4 separate regions of the Homo sapiens genome follow, and all the other regions are linked to region 3. Evidence: chromatin loops called from intact Hi-C (ENCODE). Cell type or tissue: dorsolateral prefrontal cortex. All regions are shown on one strand. Region 1 has its middle 290 kb from the start of PRKD1. Region 2 overlaps G2E3-AS1 (G2E3 antisense RNA 1). Region 3 overlaps FOXG1-AS1 (FOXG1 antisense RNA 1). Region 4 has its middle 390 kb from the start of PRKD1.

Region 1 (2,500 bases), 1.5 Mb before region 3:
AAATACAAAAAGATACAACCACGGAAGGAAGAAATTTGCTGGTAGCAGGAAAGTGTGGAGGGTTCAAGTAAAGTTCTTATATTTATTTTAACTAGAAGAGAGGTTTGTGTATAGTTAAAGGAAAAGAAAAAGAAGCATGAAAGAGGAAAGGGTTAAAGAGTAGCAAGGAGGCGGATGGTGAAGCTTCTTTGAGGCCAGAGGCAGGAAGTGATCAGAGACGCAGATGGAAAGGTTATTTTCATTTGATTTATCCACCCACTAACCGGTGTCTGATATAGTGCTTTTAGCATAGCGTGTGTGCAACACAGAGATGTGCTGATTGATTAATTGAGGAGAAGAAAGGTACTTTTGAGATCCAAGAAAAGATAAAGGGGGGGATTCAGAAAAGGATCTGGGATCTAACGAGTGACACAAATCCCGTGAGCTGAGGAGCAAGACAAATTCAGAAGCTTCACTTTTGGCCACTATAAGGAAAATGGCTGCTGTTTTAGTCAATTTTAAAGATAATGATTTTTTTAAGCCATCTGACTCCTTTGTGCCTTCTATCAGAATTGAAGTAATAGGCAAGTCATTCAGATAAAACTGTCCCTCCTGGAGGAAGAGACATGCCAAGAGAACCTTGGCCAGATGGGAGCTGTAGAAAGGGGCTCAGAGGGGCATTTTGCTTGCCCAGTCAGTTTGGATTTAAACCAGGTGCCTCCAGGGTAGGCCAGAGCTTTGCCAGTCAAGAGCAGGGGTGTAAGCTGCCATTGTGTGAAAACAAGTTAAGTTGCTTGGTTCCAGGGAATGTGGTCCAAGTGTCATAAATGCATCTGTTTAATAATGCATATCAGTAGCTCTTCCAGAATTTGGGTGCCTTGAGCTGCCTTTGTTTCCTCATTTCCAGAAAAATGAACAAGTCCGTGTCTTGACAAAAGCACTAGATGGCAGCATAGGACATCTATTCAACTGTCTCTCTCCACAGGCTGCTGGAATTTTGACAGATACAAAACGGTACCTGTGGTTTTGTGTATAAAACTGGTATAACTGTTTGTACATTTAAAAAATGTAACAATAAATTAAACATAAGGGAAAAGGGTTGCTAATAAATACAGTGTTAGACTGCATTTTTGTATACCAGGTGACAAGCCTGGGCATTCAAACCTGATTTGTGTAGGGGATGGGCAGGATGGGAAGCGAGTTGAAAGAGTTGCAAAATGTACACGCTGGGTGGTTATAGCTTCCTTGAGGGTTGTTGTTGATTTACCCATATGTCTGTGTGCATTCCATAGAGGTGAAAATTTAGGGAAGTGAGGGGTACGATATGTCTGAAAGTCTGGATACAAGGGACTTTGGAAGAAAGCAGCATTCTGTGATTCTCTGACTCACTGTTTTGATGGGTGGAAGGTGAAAGTGTGAGCTCATTATATGTGCTTTTCTTAAAGAGGCAAATAATGCCTCCCCATTTTCTTACTCATCATTTAGAAAGTGGGCCTATGAAGCCTGCACACATTGTAGCCTATAGGACTAGGCTCAGTATATACTATCATCTTTTCTCTTTAGTCTGGATTGATTCACTTCCTTGGTTAGAGCAACTGCTACCTGAGACACTAAGGGCATAGGTTTGATTCCAGTCAGAGTCAGTTGGTATGCTACAGAAAAGAAGAAAACAAACAAAAAAAAAAATCCCAGGATCGCACACGGAAAATCCACTTAACCAGCTCTACAAAGATTCTTCACCACTTCTAGAAAAGTAATTCAAAGCACACATCCTGTCAATATATATGGTCAGAAGCATTATCTTTTTATTCATTCTTTCATTGAACAAACATTTGTCATCTACTATGTGCCAAGCATTGTGCTGGGTAATGAAAGAGATCTAAAAAAACACAAAACCAAACCAAAACAAAAATAACCCAAACACTATGTAACATAATACACATCTCCTTTATTACAAAGATGATGTTAATAATAATAACTATTGGTATAATGGTTTATAGTTCCTGACACACTTTCATCCACAATATCTTATTTGGTTCTTACAATGATCCTGCCATTTGGATTTTTTTGCAGGTGAGGAACTGAGATTTAGAAATTATTAATAATTTGCCTAGATCATAGTCAATTAGTGGTATTTCCAGCACTCAAAACTAGTATTTTGATTCTAATTCCTAAACTTTTTTTACTATACCATACAATTATAAAGAAAATGCTTCATATTTTATACCATTTCAAGCTCTTTTCTGAAAACATTTTGGTCTCAGGAATCTGGGAAATTTAGATCAAAGGTTTGAATTCAAGTGCTATGTGATTATTTATCTGGTAAATACAGTTTAGAAATAAAGAAGTTTTCCACTAACTGTAGAATAAAAACCTGTAATGTGCCAAGGAAGAAAATTTCACTTTGATTTATTCTTATTTTGTTTCTTGTTTGTAAATAGGGCAAATATCATATATAAGAATGCTACTGAAACAGCATTTGTCCTACTATATATATAGAGAGAGTGTATATGGACAGAGA
Region 2 (2,500 bases), 1.7 Mb before region 3:
ATTGCTTTTTCTTAGTCCAGGCCTTACTGTCTCCCCCCTGAATTGCTACAACAGCCCACTGGCTGGTCTTTTCCTCTGCTGTTCATTTTCCACACTTCAGTCAGCATGATTTTATAAAATGCTAATGTAATCATGTTACTAAAAAAGAAGTTTTAGTGGGTTTTCATAACCTCCATGATAAAGATCTTCAGCCATCTGCTTCTGCTCACCTTTCTAGTCACATCTTCTGAAGTGATGACTTTTCTCCAGGGATACCAGCCTACACCAGGCCATTCCATGCTTCTTGTTTTCGTCTAGGCTTTCTTCTATGTGAAACACCCTTCATTCTTACTCACTTTTCCAAGTCCTACACAGGCATTATCTTCTGTTTGAAGATTTTCCATTTACCTATTCTCTAAATACCTCCCTCCTTTGTTACAGTTCACAGGCTGATCATAATTCCATTGTCTTAAACAATATTTAAATCTTCCCTATCAGACTACTCGTGTCTTACGGTAAGGTCTGGGTCTCACTCATTTACGATACCCTTAGTGTCTGATAATATAGTAAGTCCTTAAAATTTTGTAGATGTAAAACACATTTTTAACATTTCTATAAATAACATGGTCTTTTTGTGTATTGTGCTAATAAAAGAACTTTATTGGAACCATGTTTTTCTATCATTCATGGATTGCCATACAGGATTCACAGAATTGTTGGCTTGCTGCATCCTACTTTGAAAAATAAGTGATGATATAGTTCTCTGCCTCTCATAACTAAGATTATTTTTCATACCTGATAAATACAAAAACTGCTCACATAATGTTAAAAAAATTAGGATATAAAATTATATATTTATAATAACCAAACTTAGTAAAAAAAACAACACCAACAAGAATATATTATGAAGCTTAGAAGAAAAGACATACAATATCACTGGTGTTTACTTGCGGGTGGAAGGATTATGGATAATTTTATTTTCTTGTATGTTTTTGCGTATTCCAAATTCTTTACAAAGACCGTGTATTTTATAATTAGAACAGATTTGTTCACAGTAATTGGGGTGGATTTTATTTTTCTTCAGAAGGCTTAGCTAAATTCGCTCACTCTTGTTACTTAGCAAAGAAGGTAGGGAATTGATGATTTAGCCATCTTCTAAACACTTTCCCTTTGCTATAGGATTTAAAGTTAACTCAGGAAGGTAGGCTGAAGTCGCTATTTCCACTAGATGTCACCAAACTACTGGCAATAGTAGCTCAAACGCTCTGTGCATATTCAGTTTTTAGAAACATTTAAACCCCATTATTCAGTATTCCTCGTTATCACACAAAGCATTTAAAATTTGAAGAATTAGTAAGAAAATGCATATTACATAAGGTTCTGGCCCTTTATATAACAAGTGAAGGCTTATATGGATCTTTTGACTTTATGTAATCCATATTTTATTAGCTTCTTAATATAAATGTGAGGAGAAAATTAATATCAGGGGCCCTGTTTAAAATGCTTAAAAATTATTTCCAGATGATTTTCAGCTCTCCTTTTATATAATACGTGGAGTAAAAAAAGGACAGAATCCTGCAACTCCTTTCTGAACAATATTTTTTAGCCTAATATAGCTTTCATCATTGAATGTCTTTTAGTCATGGTTAATGAATAAAAATCTCTTATAGTATTGGGATGATTTTTAGGACATTTTAATTTATTACGGTAAAGCTGTTTATAGTTCATTTTATATGTCAGAAAACAAAGGAAATAACTTTTCCTTGAGGATGAAATAGATTTCTTTTCTCTAATCTAACAAAGGGCAGCTAAGAGAGCCATGTTTCTTTAAATGTATGAACCTGTTTACTGTGTAGATTAAAAATCGGTCTTTTTTTTTCTGATTGGCTCAGTTAATAACTAGAGTGAGGGGTTAGAGGAAGCTTGTTTCCAGTCATTTTGGCATACCAGTGAAAATGATTGGCCAGTCAAAAGACATTTAAATTAGGCAGTGGGCTCTTGGAAATAAACCTTTGTACTATATTCTACATTATTGCTCTCTACTGTGGTGTTTGGTTTTTTAAGATGTGTGGTACTATTTTTCTTAAACTTCACACGGGACAAGCCATAACACAACAGTTTGTAAACAAAAATCTGACTAAATTTTTTAGATTGTTTCTTTTTCTAAAATGTTTTTTTTCAATTGCTGCCCTTTCAAAATAGCAGAGGCTATTAAATAATTCCTGTTCACAGGATTTATGACTAAAATGCCTAATTTTAAATTTCTTCTGTCCTTTTAGATGGCTGTTATAACATATTCTCAGTGTAAAAACTCAAAAATAATAGAGAGCATTACAGATGACAACCATGGGTTTACTTGTGATAAAATAGTCACTCTTCGTTCAGAAACAATGAAGACCAAACCAAATCAGCAAGCTCCCATCAGCATCCACATATCTTAGGTAATTTCTGCAACATTTTTAAACAGAGGAAGATAAATGACATTGATCATCACATTTCAAATGTTATCAACCCAAAACAA
Region 3 (2,500 bases):
TTCCCCTCTTTCTCTTGCCTGCCAATCCGTCAAGCGGGGTGGTGAATTTTTGGTTTTCTCTAGAGAGCAGGACTATGGAAGCTTCAGCGTAGATTGGTTGCCTCTCTTAGTTAACTTGCCTTCTTCTTCTTCTTTTTTTTTTCCCCCAGTCATGACTTTCCTTTCTCCTCACCTTAGTCGGTGAAAGCAGTTGGGGATTGCCCTCACAGTCCTTCTGCACCCTTCCTAGCCCCAGGCTTCTGAAGAAAACTCCACTGGCTTTCTTTTGTATTGACAGGGAAGCTGGGTTGGAGATCTCCTCTGTATTGGATTGTGTGTGGGTGTTGTGTATGCTTGTTTAGTTTTAATAACTTTATGAGGGAGAGTCTCCTGAGCTTGTTGACATTTTTCTTCTATGGGGAGATTTTCTGGAGCACGGAATCACCTTAATTTAGATAATGACCGTCTATTAGGCTTCTTACCCTTTCAAGTAAATTTAGCCTGGGAAAATCATCTGCCCTCATGATTAATACATACCTAGTGTCCAAGGAGAAGACCATCAGGGGCAATGCAAACTGAAACTGACTTAAAGGGTAATAAATATTACCCAGTGGGTTTTGACTTAAAAAGATGAATATCGTCATTGTTCACAGCTGGAACACGTTTACTTCTTAAAAGCTGGTGAAGTGTAGACACGAGAACTGTTTTCCCGACTCTGGCTCTAGCACTCTTTTCCTATGGATCCTTAGGCAAGTTACTTCATCTTTCCAGTTTTTTCTTAATCTGGAAAATAAGTGACCTGCAATCACTAATATATAAAATATCATTCATTCATCAAATTCCCAACAACACTACCACTAAAATATAACTTTAAAAACCATAAGAATCTTTGGAAAAAATTTTTGGGGAGGTGGGGCTGGGAAGCAGGAAGAAAATCTCATTCTAACAGCAGCAGCGACATCTAGTGCCCATAATGCTCAATAGTAGCAGTGAAGGTGTGGGATTGTTTACTGAGTTTTTGGAGGGGAGAGCCATGGAGGCTTTTCTAATAAATCTTGACTGTCTGTCGGGCACACAATAGTCTTTTGATAATAAAAAAAATTCTAAGCTTTGATTATGGTAATAAGACATAGAGAGACAACGGTTTTTACCTCAAATCTGCACATAGGGCAATTAAAGTTTGTTATGAGTATTCTTCCAATGCTTTAAATTCCATGTCAAGGAACTAGTTCTAAAAAGTAATTTTATTTTGAGGGGGGTTGCAATTTATTTACCTAATTTTCCAAATTATCACTAAATATGTTTCTACACAAATACTTAACAAAATTGAAAAAAATTTATTTTTGATATTTTCTTTTATCTGAACTAACCACTTTGATTGGAGATAATTATCTAGTGAATAGCAGGGAACATACTAAAAATAACACCATGTTTTAAGTAATCACATATATGCCCTGTCTATATTACCTTGGCTGAAAATATTTTATAATTCAAAGAAATGGAATTCCTATGTCTATATGGATTCTGTTTCTTCTTCTTACAGCAAAGATTAAATGAACTATCTGGGCACAGGAAAAATCTTAGCAATGGTAGACTGCAGAGCCCCAAACTTTTCAGAATAACAATTTCGGCATTTGCTTGGCATTTAAGATGTTAGAGAGAGAGAGAGAGTAGACCTCTTCTCATTCCCTGTGACTGTAAGCTGGCCATGTGCGTGGGTGTAGTTTGTGCATGCACTTGCTGAAGTGTGTGTTTAATTTCCTAATAGCAAAGCAGCTGATGACTACTGGTATATGGATTCATGTTTTGTAACTTTAAGGGAAACCAATTTTGTTTATTCTATTTTTCACCAATATTTCCTAGATTTTACTATAAAATTTGGTCACTGGCATGCTATCTAGCTAGTTCTAGAATAGTAAGATAAATATACAAGTTGTTAACACCTAGGGGAATTTGAGGTAGTCACAACACTTCTCTTGAACCTTAGTTTTCTTATGCACAAAATCAGAAAGTTGAATCTGCTATCCCTTATAATTCAAAAGATTTTTAAGTCAATAAATCATCAACCTTCATTTGAGAAGACTCTCTTGTGGTGTCTTCATTGTTATTTGCAACTCTTCTCTATCACTCCTGAGTTCTCTAGTTAGGCATCTCATCAGAAATGAGAATTGATGAGCCAGCCCTCCATCTTCTCTATCTTCCTGTCTTGTTCTTTCCCTTTTTCTGCTTTTAAAAATAACAAAAATCTCAGACACTCTAGTCACCATTTACTAACTCATTGGCATGCACTCAGCTCTCCCTTGCTATCCATCCAGAAAAATCATAATGTGAGATAGGACCAAACTGAACACAAAGCTGAGGCAGCTGTATTCAAGTTTTCTAACATGTTCCCATATCCTCATGGTGATGATTAATTATTATTATTATTATTATTATTATTAGGAACCAGAGCCAAAGTATTCTGGCTGCAGATAGCCCACATTTTTCTCTCTGCTTCTGTGTCCCTGTGAATAAATTTCTT
Region 4 (2,500 bases), 780 kb before region 3:
TTGGTCTCGAACTCCTGACCTCAGGTAATCTGCCCACCTCGGCCTCCCAACATGCTGGGATTACAGGCGTGAGCCACTGTGCCTGGCTGAAGACTTCTTAACATGGAAGCTGAGAGATAAAGAAGGTATCAGCTAGTGACAGGTGACACAGCAGCCAGGTAGAGAGGAGAGGTGTTTCAGGCAGAAGAAATAAAAGCATGTACAATGGCCTGAAGAGTGAAAGCATGATTCACTCAGGCAATTGGGAAGTTCATTATGGCTGAAACACAGTATTTGAAAAAGAGAATATGGAGAAATAAAGGACAAGAAGTACACAGTCAGATTATGGAAGGGTTTATACAAAATTTTAGGAAGTTGAGATTTCATGTCAATTAAGCACTCATAGAATGGGACAGAGGGAAGGTAAGGAAAATAATAGTGTGCTCTTCTACTGCAAAATATAAACACACACACACACACACGTTCATTTTGTATCTCTCAGTCTAAAGAGGCTAAGAATCCCAGGAGTTACTGTAAAGTTATGATTCTCTCATTAATATTCTTTGACATGCTTAAATAACAACTGTGACAAAACAGTTAACAATTATTGTGTGTTTATTATGTTATGACACTATTCTAAAACTTTATACCTGTGATTTCCTTTAACACTCAGAATAACTCCTTAATACTCTGGGGTGATTGCTATTATCTGCAACTTACAGATAAGGAAAACTTAGCCACAGGGAAGTAAATGACTTGCTCAAGGACATATAACTAGTAGGTGGTAAAGGTTTTTTTTAAAAAGGGGAACAGTTGCTTTTCCTTACCACTTATAGAGGCAGGTGGGGAAAAGACCAGGGATCAACATTAATATAGAACACAAATGATAAAGGCTATGCTGATAAGCTAGCTTTATAAAAAAGCAACAAATTGTGCATGCACCTTATGCTATGGCATAGAGACCAAGTTTAGCAAATGGATGAATAAAGCATGTTGAAACCAATGTAATCACAAACACAACAATTAAATTGCTTTTCTGTAGGGAAAATTTGACAAAAAAAATTTTTAATGTCAAAGGAGACATAGAAACTAAAAAAAAAAAAAAAAAAAGAAAAGAAACTTGAATCCAAACAGGTCAGGAACCAGTAAGTCAAAGCAATGCCTTGTGCCTCCATTTTCCTAAATTAAGAATAAAGTTATACCTTATTTTATTACCATATTGGAGTGTTTAAGAATTATGCATCAGACAACCATTTGAAAATAGTCTATACTATAATTCTAAATGAGAAAGGACAAAAAGTTATTTGAGTCAAATTTCTAAGTCTAGTTTAAATAGAAAAAATAATTAATTTTTAAGAAAAAATATGCTCTGGTTGTTTGATACCAGCAGATGGCACCCTAACAAAATAATTTGTGTGCCATATGTGAACTTTTTACAGCCCTCTGTACCCTCAAATACCAGTCAAGTTCACTGTGTCCAGACAGGGTAGGAAAGAGAAAAACCAAAGTCAAAACTTCCTGTTTTCAAATCAAATAATTTTTATTTTGGGAAGAAAGAGTAGAAAAAGAATTTTCTGTATTAGTCTTCATTTTGTGAATACCAAGTTAGCTTGAATCACTGTTGCAAGAAAATCCCCTATAAATCTGCATTAAAATCCCATTATAAAAAACAACAAGACTACATTTAAAGGAATAAAATGGGCTGATCCATATATTTTCCAGCACCACCCCCCAATAAAAGGATGTTAGAGAAACAAATAGTCTTTCTGAATGCTTCAGCTGTCAGAGATGAAATAATGCTGGAGATTTTTTAAAAACAGTTTGAGAAGGACTTAAACATTAAGTTTGCATTAAGACTACTGCCACAATACCCATTTCAATTTCAGGCCTATTCAATTTGAATTGTTCAAAATAGATAATGGGTGTTTGAATTTCACACTCTTCTCTTCTCCCGCTCCCCACTATTCTTGTGATTATTGTTATTTTTAAAGCAAATATAGGATATTATGTCGAGATCATGAAAAAGTGGGTCTACAAGGGATGAGTGTGATCCTGTTTTGGCGAGAGTCAGGGTTACCACTTTTTCTTTCTTCTTCTTTTTGTCTCCTCTTTCTTAATTCCTGGCACAGTTATGTGCCATCTAATGAATGACATCTTGGTCAACTACTGACCACATATACTACAATGGTCCCATAAGATTATAATATCATATTTTTACTGTACCTTTTCTATTTTTAGGTATGTTTAGATAAAAAATACCATTACATTACAATTTCTTACTGTATTCAGTACGGTAACATAGGCTATTTCATATAGCCTAGATGTGTCCTAGGCTACACCATCTAGATTCGGGTGAGTACAAGCTATGATGTTCCCACAAGGATGAAATCACCCAGTGACGCACTTCTCAGAACATCCCTGTCGTTAGGTGACACATGACTACATTCGATTTAAGAATTCAGCCAGATTTGACAGGGCGTGGTGGCTCATGCCTGTAATCCCAGCACTTTGGGAGGCCGAG

What was found. Peaks named below come from ENCODE experiments on the same cell type or tissue, not always from the same donor. Only the 100,000 strongest peaks of a DNase experiment are listed, where the experiment ranks them.
Region 1: it touches region 3 in a loop (6-fold over the local background); 60 of 110 quality-filtered maps call a loop at or near these places.
Region 2: a loop joins it to region 3, with 8 times the contacts of the local background. A loop is called at or near these places in 18 of 110 quality-filtered maps.
Region 4: it touches region 3 in a loop (12-fold over the local background); 74 of 110 quality-filtered maps call a loop at or near these places.

The regions. Positions count from the first base shown.
Region 1 is chr14:30,213,082-30,215,581 of GRCh38, reverse strand. No RefSeq gene overlaps it. Among named protein-coding and RNA genes, the nearest start is that of PRKD1, 290 kb to the right of the region's middle. In dorsolateral prefrontal cortex, CTCF peaks have their summits at 749 and 950 (motif pointing right); no DNase peak of the experiment used is centred here.
Region 2 is chr14:30,442,311-30,444,810 of GRCh38, reverse strand. The region is part of intron 3 of G2E3-AS1 (G2E3 antisense RNA 1); the gene reads left to right. All of the region lies in intron 3 of LOC112267868 (a long non-coding RNA gene), which reads left to right. Among named protein-coding and RNA genes, the nearest start is that of G2E3, 120 kb to the left of the region's middle. In dorsolateral prefrontal cortex, CTCF peaks have their summits at 1,000 and 1,206 (motif pointing right); no DNase peak of the experiment used is centred here.
Region 3 is chr14:28,752,858-28,755,357 of GRCh38, reverse strand. The region is part of intron 2 of FOXG1-AS1 (FOXG1 antisense RNA 1); the gene reads left to right. Among named protein-coding and RNA genes, the nearest start is that of FOXG1-AS1, 11 kb to the left of the region's middle. In dorsolateral prefrontal cortex, CTCF peaks have their summits at 732 and 939 (motif pointing left); a DNase peak (open chromatin) is centred at 947; H3K4me3 peaks cover 790 bases; H3K27ac peaks cover 822 bases.
Region 4 is chr14:29,535,968-29,538,467 of GRCh38, reverse strand. No RefSeq gene overlaps it. Among named protein-coding and RNA genes, the nearest start is that of PRKD1, 390 kb to the left of the region's middle. In dorsolateral prefrontal cortex, a CTCF peak has its summit at 1,363 (motif pointing right); no DNase peak of the experiment used is centred here.